Regions from separate parts of the Homo sapiens genome. Here region 1 is linked to region 2. Evidence: chromatin loops called from intact Hi-C (ENCODE). Cell type or tissue: sigmoid colon. All regions are shown on one strand.

Evidence for each region. A loop is a pair of places that touch in the nucleus more often than their neighbours do. Peaks named below come from ENCODE experiments on the same cell type or tissue, not always from the same donor. Only the 100,000 strongest peaks of a DNase experiment are listed, where the experiment ranks them.
Region 1: a loop joins it to region 2, with 23 times the contacts of the local background. A loop is called at or near these places in 2 of 110 quality-filtered maps.

Annotation. Positions count from the first base shown.
Region 1 is chr7:154,037,167-154,042,166 of GRCh38, forward strand. It overlaps a transcript of DPP6 not described here. Among named protein-coding and RNA genes, the nearest start is that of DPP6, 13 kb to the right of the region's middle. In sigmoid colon, no CTCF peak of the experiment used is centred here; a DNase peak (open chromatin) is centred at 2,843.
Region 2 is chr7:153,379,427-153,384,426 of GRCh38, forward strand. No RefSeq gene overlaps it. Among named protein-coding and RNA genes, the nearest start is that of LINC01287, 30 kb to the right of the region's middle. In sigmoid colon, a CTCF peak has its summit at 2,286 (motif pointing right); DNase peaks (open chromatin) are centred at 2,335 and 3,345; H3K4me3 peaks cover 416 bases.

The DNA of each region.
Region 1 (5,000 bases), 660 kb after region 2:
TTGAGCTTGGTAGGAAGACGGCCTTCCCAGGAACCAGAGAGGAGAGAGCCAGCTTTGACCCTGCGAGGCACATGGGAGAAAAGAGTTCAGTTGGTTTATATTCTATGAATTTACTTTCCCCATTGGTATTCCGAAGTGTTCACTGAAACACAGCTGCTCCTGGCACTCTAATAGACATTTCCCAGGACCTCATGGCAGCCTTATCCACAGTCTCCAGCCTGCAGTCACATGTATTTTTCAGGGGTTCACTGTTAGCCCTTTGAGCAAATATTTATAGAGTTGTTTTTAAAAAATTACTGATGCTGTAATTAAAAAGAACACTTAATCCAAATTACTTAATAGACGAATAAATGAGTGAATAATCAAAACATTTAATACCACTGGTATATATAAGAAATGAATTAATTTCAAAGTGTGGAAAAATTATGTGGGCTTCTTATCAGTGGTATTAATCTATTTTTGATACATAAACCACCCTAAGAGGTTTTCCTATCTATCCCAAGTGTCATTTTGCAGTATTAGTTTCTCTAGGATGTGTTTTCATTAGCCTCTTAGATATAAATGGCTATACCACTAAAATGTAGGAAAAATCCCAAATGAAAGCCCTTTCCCTATTCACCCTGTTAAGCTTCCTCTTGATGGAAGCTCTCTTCACCCTTGAAAGCTGCTAGGAGGTAATGGAGGGCACTGTGGCCACCCAGCCCTGGTGCACTGAGTACCTTTCCTTAATAAATCACCGTTGGAGTCCTATGGCAACAACCTAACTTGATAACACATATATCTAGATGTCTTGCTTCATTGATATGACAGTGATTTCTCTTTTCATACTCACCTTGGGAATCTAAGATGTTAGAAGCTAATAAATCCCCCACACATAAAACATATAATGATACATTCAGAGAAAGATTCTCTAAACTGATTTCAGCAGTTCTTACATATAATAGAAACACAGACTTGCCTACCATGATTTTGTTACTTTTGTTGTCATAGCCTCATTCATTAGTTTGACAAATACTTGTTGCCCATCTCGAGTGTTCCAGGCACCGTGACAAACACTGGTTATGAACAGCAAAGGAGATGGAAGTAGTCCCTCCTCTCAAGGAGTCTGTCCTCTACTGGGGAGATACAGGGAGGTATCCAGCAGTACAGCCTGTCTGTCTGGAAGGAGCCCACCCCACATGCAGTTGAAAAACACAGCATGGCAGATTTTTCAATTTTAAAAAAAAATCACGTGCTGATTTTATAACAGATTTTAAATATGACCTACCAGTAGATTATAGTTCATCATTTTTGAAAGGCACTGTTGTTAACGATGTAGCACCTTCCCGTCACTGGTATCTCAGTAGCCACCAGTCAGAGCAGCTCCTAGCAGACTCCAGAATCATGTTAATATCTTCCATCCGATCACCTCTCTGAAGACTGTTTGTAGATAAGTGTGTCTTAAGTGAACTTTATTCGAATGAACTCCTACCCTGTAGATGACAGTTTTTGCATGAACCGTAATCAGACATAGATCTTCTTAGGGAACATATAATGGGGAAAATAGGACTTGGCCAGTCATGGCAGATGTTCATTGATGTGTGTCATATGAATAGATGGATGAATAGCACAAGGTAAAGAGTGGTGTGTTTTATAAGGCAGGCACATGCAGATGTTATGAGGACTTGGCAAGGCTAGTAGTAACTCCTTAAAGAATCATGGAAGACCTCAAAAGCCAGGAGGTGGTGTGTGAGCTGGGCTTTAAAGTAAGCCTATGGTTGTGCCATCTGGAAATTTAATTTCACAACATCCTGGAATGTGTTTCCAGTGAATGAGTCAATGAAATGACAGAAGTCAGTGGACAAAGATTACTGGGAATTTTCCTGCAAGATGCAGCACTCAGACCTGGGTTTGAACCCAAACTCTCTCCTACTTTTACCCCAGGACTTTTCCCTTATAAGACAATGCATGTGAAACGTATGGTTATAAAGCTACCCCAAAGTAGAATCTTTTATTATTCTTCAGTAAAACCCTTCATGGGATGAGAGTTTACGAATAAATTCAGAGTTCATCTGGAGGTGCCCGGTGGATCTCTTGATGTCCTAGCTTCCCAGGTACATTGCCAGTTTACAGGAAAATATGCCTTTTTGAAACTGATTGAAAACAAATTAGCTGGGTTTTCTTGGACGATGAATCTGTAGTTTTTCAAAGATCAGAAAATTCCTGTTCTCCAAGAAGACAGGTGCAGAAGTGATCATCTGAGGCTGCTCTCCAAGGTCCTCAGTGTATTTGCAATTTCCTCAGAGTCTGTCAGCCATCACAGCATAGCCTCTTTCTTTTTTCTGGATTTCTTTTTTATTCCATGATAGGTGGAATAAGGCAATCTGGGCCCAGTAATGCTTGTTTTTTAACTCAGTGTCATCACTATCTCTCAGCCAGTGTTGTGTCCCACCCACCAATGGCCCAGTGAAAAGTGATCCAGAATCCCTTCTGAATCACTGAATTATTTGCACACAAACTCATCTATCTGATCTGTCCATCCTCCATGATAAACGGAAATTAGTTTCATTTTCTGCCCTCCCCTTCCTCCTGGAATATCTGACTCTTCAATAAATGAGAAGACAGAGTTATGGTTCATTTACTGACTTGATTTTAATATTTCGGAGAGCATTTAAAACATTTATAGCGCAGCAGTCTTCCTTTTCATAGGAAACAAAAGTCTTCTAAAAGGCAGTCTCATTTCCCGTGTGGTTAGTTGAATACAGAAACCGTGTAGTCAGAAGGAAGGGGCTGCCCTGAGTCAGCCCGGGCTCCCGGGGCTGGACGGAGCTTGCATTTCTGAGCTCCCAGGGCGCCCCCAAGTGGCGATGTCAAGCTCCAAGTTGTTCTCAGTGTGCTCAACAGCAGCGCTTTTATAAGGTTCTTTTTGTTTTGTTTTGCTTTGGCTTTGCTGTTGTTTGTTCGGCTGCTTTTATTTTTGCAGTTGGCTGAATTCATCCGAGGGTTATACAAATCAAAAACTGTAAGTGGAGAGGATCTACCAGTTGTTTTGCAAAGATAGAGGTGCTATCACGGAGGATGCTGTTGGTGTGGCATAGGTGGGAAAGAGAAGCAGTAAGAAGAAAGGAGAATAAAAGAGAAATCCATGAAGCTGTAAGAAGTGTTTTTTTGTCACTTTTTAATGCTGATTTATTCACCTGGATCAAAATAAGGAAAAACACACGAGGTCTAAATCATCAAAATAAGTTGCAAGATAAGGCAGCACGCTTCATGAGGCTGTTTCTCTTGCTTTCTGTTCTCAACACCAGTTCTGTGTAAGATGACCTGCAACATAGACTCTGCATGTAGAATCTGTTAGTGGCTGACCCCTGCCTTATATAAACAAGGCTGGTAAATATGGAGCGAGGCTCACATTCAAACAACAATTCTATGGGCTGGATTAAGACTCAAAGTCCCTAAACACTCATCAAATCATGTTGCCTCTCCCATATGCAATTCCAGAAGGATAATTTATTTTGTTAACTAATAAAAGCAATATCATGTGTGCTGAAAGTATTTTTTCCCACATATTCTGTGTACAGAATTCTATATATGTTCCTAGGGGCTGGAACATTTTTCCTTTAACTGTGATTCTTATTCTGATTACTAGTGTTCTGAATGCACACTTAGCCTGCGTGCTACATGGCCTGTGCAGCTCTTTCCTCCTGCCCCGGGAAGAGGATTTCAAGCCTGTCATCTTCAACTCATAGCAGCCTTGGTGGAGTGGGTTCCAAACTGGCTCTTATGATGCCAGCTCAAAGTCAGCCTCTTGGGAGTCTCTTTAGGGCAACAGGGTTTTGCCTTTCAACACAACTTAAGTATAAAGTGCAGATAAACATAAGAGTGTTATTTTAAAATAAATTTGCTAAAGCATTATTTCTCTTTTCCCCTCTCCCTCCTCCTCTGTCCTTCCTCTACCCTCCTCTTTCAGACTCATACTCCTCCTCTGTGGCTTTACAAATCCTGGATAGAAAACATCTCACAAAACATGTTCTCTTCTCTTCACATATTTAAGAGGCCTTCGAGCATTGACACACATTTGCCTCCAGATTTTCTAGTTGAAGAAATGTGCAAAAATCAATAAAAAGCCCAAATACAGTGGTATTTTTCCCCAGAGTTATGGACAATAACAAATAATCAGGTGGGAAGGCTTGATGATTTTCTTTTTAGATTGTGAGCTACAGGCGGCCATATGTGTTTTAAAGGTTAGGTACATAAAAGAAGTTTTGAGGTTTCCCCTCTGTAACAACTGATTGGCCCTCTCGGGAACTCTGTGCTTAAATAAAGCTGATAGGATTGGCCTCTCTTAGCATGCTTATGCCATAGATGAGCGTCTGATGCTTAGCGACCTATCCTGGTGCAAGAGCCAGGCAGTGGAAGAACCAGGTGTGCAGTGTGTCCAACAGGAATGCTTTTGGCTGTGAAACAATTCCTGGCTGAAAGGGCCTAAGCCCGGGGGATTTTATCTGGGTGGGAAGAGGATTCTGGTTTTAGTTCAGTACCTGCATGCTATCAGGGCTCAAGGTGTGCATCCTTGCAAACACTGGCCCCTTCTTCTCATGTTTGTTTTTTTTGTTGTTTGTTTGTTTGAGACAGAGTCTGTCTCTGTGGCCAGGCTGGAGTGCAGTGAGTGGTGAAATCCTGGCTCACTGCAACCTCTGACTCCCTGGTTCAAGTGATTCTCCTGCCTCAGCCTCGCGAGTAGCTAGGATTACAGTCATACGCCACCAGGTCCAGCTAATTTTTGTATTTTTAGTAGAGCCGGGGTTTCACCATGTTGGCCAGGATGGTCTCGATTTCCCGACCTCGTGATCCGCCCACCTCGGCCTCCCAAAGTGCTGAGATTACAGGCGTGAGCCACGGCGCCTGGCCTCTTCTCATGGTTTCAAAAAGGCTACAGCAGCTTTGAGCATCAAATCCTCACACAACTATGTTCAAAGACAGAAAACAGGAGGAAGTGATGTTGGCAGGCCAGGGGAGGG
Region 2 (5,000 bases):
CCAGGGGATCTATGCAGTGATGTGTCAACGTCTCTATAGAATATCTTATCCGTCTTACACACAGGAAATGCTATTGTATGTGTTGAAGCACAAGCCCTAAGGAACAAGACAGCTTGAACTACTTCCTGAACCTTCTTTCTCTTTATTCCCTCCACTTTCCACACTGGCAATCTTGGAGGTTAGCCAATAATTATAATATAGAAGCATGCTGAAATATCCTGTATGTGTCCTTCAAAATGCATAGTCTATCAAGGGTTATGTACTTTTTTGACATCAATGCTACAAAGTGTTACAACATATCTCTCACTTCAGAGGAGATATTCTAATATATCTGAGACCACTGGCTCTCTGGAAAACTTTATCACTGTGGCAGACTCCCAAATATTAGTGAACTTTATCTGTCACCTTCTTTGACACCTGCTCCTTCCTCTTATCAGATTCATTTAGCAAAATATTATTGACATACTGGGATGCCTGTGGGATGTTAAGATATTCCAGTTCTCTCTTATTTGTCTTATGATCAAAACAAGAGAGTTAGTATAACCATGAGATGAGATCGTGAAGGTGTACTGATGCTCCTGCCACATGAGGGCGAACGGTTTCCGAGAATCTTTCCTGATAAAAGTGCAGAAACATTATACACCAAGTCCACAGCTGCATCCGGGGTGGCAGGGCCATGCTGATTTGTTTCAGTAAAGATGCCACACATGGAGCCACAGCTACATAGATATCACCACCTAATTATGTGTGCAGTAACCCCAAGTAATCTTGGGGAATAACTACAGTCATTCCCCAAGGTTCAGCTGGTCTTTGCATCATATAAACAGGTAAGGCGGATGGGCATGTGCAATTATTCTTACCCTACAGGTTGTGCTAGCATTGATCCCTAAAGTGCCCCCAGACATGCAGTATTGCTTTTGCTTTATTATTTTGGCGGAGACGATGTGGTTCTAGGGGCTGTCGCTTGGCTTTTTCTACCATGATAGTCTTCACTCCACAGTTCAATGTAGGGATCCCACCAGTTATTAAACATAACCTACTTTCAATACATGTTCTGGGGCTGGGGAAATAAACACAAATTGTGCCTATTATTCCACGGGGCTCACTGTAATATAGAGTCAAGCTGAGAAGATCTGTGGCCTGGCTTCCAGAAGCCCGCCTGTGGGGACATTATTTTTAGCTTATCTGAGAATTAGCATTAGTTTACAGCCAGAGTCTGAAAACCTTCAGAAGACTCTCTGTCTTTTCTTTTGGTCTCTAAACAGCCATTCCCACAAAATGGTTTCAAATTCCGTTTGTAAGTCTTGTGGTGGTGATGGTGGCTGGTGGGGGGCGGGGGTGGATTCCCAGTATATTCCTTTGACCACAAACATATATGAGACCAAGAGAGGCAACCGAGAGCTACCGGAGTGCATGTGGCTTAACCCAACATCTCAGCTATCAGCGTTCTCAGCCCTGCGCCTTTACTAGCCCAGAAAAGGGGTCTGACATTTCGGGGTGGGGGTGGCTCCTTCTCCTCCCTGCACTGAAAAAAGAATCTGCCAGCCCCATGCAGGTGCTTTGGACATTTATGAGAACAGGTGGACAAGGAGAGAGATGAACAGGACTACAGCAAGAAGAAGAAGGAAAGAACATAGGGAGAGGAGATATGTTCAGAATAAAGAAGCGAGAAGAAGAAAGGATGGGGCAGGTAGAGACCTAGAGGAGGCAGGGAAGAAGTAGGAAGAACGGGTGTTGTTATTTCGCTTGTTTTAAAAGGTAGGAGAGGAATGAAAGGGAACAGTTTCTCGGGGGAAAAGATAAGGGCTAATTTTGGAGCAGGTAAAAGTGGACGTGAGACATGTTGCTAGGTAGTAAATGTTAGACTGTCTCTAATAACCTTTGAGGCTTGCCAGTAAAAAGTGAAATTCCGTTTTAATTATTTTTTCTCCTGTTTCCACAATACTTTTAAAATTATCTGTGCTGGAGCCCTTGTGGTGTGAATCAAATGGATTACGGCTTCAATAGGGATCCATAAGCTCCTGACCCTAGACTCTCCTGAAGACAAGGTCTGTGCTGCGGGGAGGGGTCGGAGGCAATCACCTCCTGGGGGATGGGCAGCTCAGCGTCACCAAGTGAAAGTTAGGATCAGAAAAAGGATGCTGCATTCCAGGGCCAAACGCTGCAGATGTCTCTGTTATGCTCTTGTTTTTTCTTCCTTCCACTTTTACTTGCCAAAAAACGGGGAGTAATATCTTTTTTCCCTTTTTCTGGGTTGATAACAGAGAGACTGGCAAGGACAGGCTCGCCCTTCTGTAGAGCCTCGCATTGGCCACCAGGAGGCAGTGTTGTCTGCCTCTCGAACTTGGCTGCCCAAGGTGAGAAGGTCTCGCTGTGGGAACTGGAAGGGAAGCCTGGGATTCCAGATTATTTTCAAAAAAAGGGGAAGAAAAGGGCCAGGGAACTAGGATCCGAGGTAAGCCCCTGTGGGAAGTGTGAAGACAGAGCAAGACAAAGACAAATGAAATAAGGGGTTTCTTGAAGAGTTCTGATGTACAGGTTACCTCCAACACTAGTGAATTCCCATGTCCACTAGAATTTTAGCAGAGACCACATGATCCCCTGTCAGGCGGGCATAGGAGGAAATCTACCTCAACAGGCTGATTTACCAGAAAACATCTGACGTTCAATGGCTTTGTCGAATGAGTTCCATCAGGAACTCATGAGGGCCACTGCCTCTTCATCTTTCTTCCAGCACCCGGTGTGTGTCCAGCTTCCAAGAAGGTTTGTCAAGTGAATGATTTAATAAAGCTTCTGACCCTTGTGGAGATGGTATATTTGAAGGCACAGAGCCCAGGTCTTCGTATCAGTCCTGCAACCTTAGCTGGGTGTCCTTGAGAAATAATTTCTTCTGTCTGAGCCTCACCTCTCTGTGCATAATATCATGCGCAGATATAAAATCTAATTCTCCTGAATGCTAGGCTGCAGTTATGGATATGTTTTTGAAGGGATAAAATGGTTATAAATAAGAAACACGGTTTATTCTTTTGCTGTTTTAGACTTCTTAGGGTCAAGTAAATTTCATACGTGGAGGTTCTTAGAGACTTGCCTAAGGAACTCCAAGGGGTCGGGTGGGGAATGGGTTAAAATAACAGTTGTCTGAGCAAGGGACACAAAACAGCTAGAGAGCCCGTCAACTAGACTTATGCCCTGGACAGCTGCCTTCATGGTTCAAGAGGAGACTCTCCTGCTGACCTGTCAGAAGGACAGTAATATGGGTGGCTGCTTTGCTGTTGAACCTCCCAAATTCTCCCTGACAGGCCTCAGACCATTGCAACGCTGGATTGTAAGAATCTTGGAGGCAGATCTTATGTTTCATCCAGCCAGCAGCTCTTGCTCAATCTACTCTGCAAATTCCTCGTACACTTGACTAAGATTTTCCAGAGATGTGTCCTCTGGGTGAAGACACCCTGGCAACCTCTCCATACACAATAAAATTTATGTGTTTGCATCACCAAACATGAATCTTATATTTTTATTTAATCTTCATCTGTTCTTTCTCTAGCGGCCACTGATCGAGTCACTCCATCCAAGTCAGAAGCACCGCCAAACGCACCTCGAACTTTTGGACTCCGCTTCATTTTCTACTCTACTGTGACTATTTCAATAACTTCATATCTTCATTTTATGGTGGGGGGGAGGTGTCTGGAATGTTGGAATTGCTTATAAGCCATTTTATTACCCTCTATTATGACTTTCCGAACTCCTCCAAAGTCCTGTGAGCTCACTGAAATATCTTGGTATGCCCAATGCCTTTCATCATGTGATACCTAGAGCACTCAAATAAACATTTTTGAAATAATTTGATATAGGAATGGCCTATAAGCTCTGCAGCCAAGGATAGGATCACCACCCATGAAAACCAGCTCAGTCAGGGATGCTTGCAGTTTTGTTTTCTGAGAGACTCATGCAAATGCCTACTTTAAGGAACATAGATATTTTTATGAGCACATGCTTCCATGAAATCACCTATTAATACATGTAAAATTTTAATGAACGTTAATCTCAGCCCTGTAGGTAGGCAGAGCAAATAGTACTTTTCTAAGGGTTTAGTTGCAAGATGAGAAAATTGAGCCGTAGAGGGGTTAAGTGATGGCTAGGGTCACGTGGCTAATACATGATTGTGTTGTGCAGAAATTGCATCTCTCAGCTTTGACGACGTTGCCCTTTGTCCATCGTGCCTCATGTCTCATGGCTTGTGGAGTGAGAGACTGGTGGATACAGGCTCATAGAGGTTTATAATGTGTGTCTCTGATATCTGCCCCAATAATTGGGCAGAATGCTTTGAATGTGAGCTTAAGGAAGACAAGTGCTAACTGGTAAAGTTAAGTGGTTTAAAATGCATTTTGAGATATTTCACCCAGACGTGAATTACTGACAGGTGAATACAATGAATATGGAGAAACCTCTTCTCTGCCAATGAATAACATTTTGCTTTTGGGCAAGTAGGTAAATGCAAGGAGACTGTCTTTCCCAGCTACACTTAAAAAGTTTAGCACAGGAAAAATTGAGCAATGTCCTGGCACACTCAATATTTATTTGTAAGCCTGCTCTGGGCAGAAAAAGAAAAAAATAGTTTGAAAGCAAGCTTTGCATTAGCTAGGAGTTTATTTGTTTGCCAGATGATTACATAATTATATTTGCAAAGGAACATATTGGTATGTCTTACTATTTTCTTGTTGATATATTGATGTAAAGTATATTAGACAAATTAGAAAGGAGAAGGGTAAAAATCTGCCTCGTTGTGTACATGTGTGGGCTGCAGAAGATTAGAATACAACTTGCAGAATGTGTTTGCCCATCCATTATGATCATGATTGCACTCTTCATTCTTCTATTGTGGTAGAATGATTTTTTTTTTCCTGTTTCTTCTCTCCAGCGAGGCTGGCAGCTAGGCCAGCAGGGAACACAGAGCTTTGCACAGAGTAGATGCTCAGTAACTGTTGCATGAATTTTTCTTA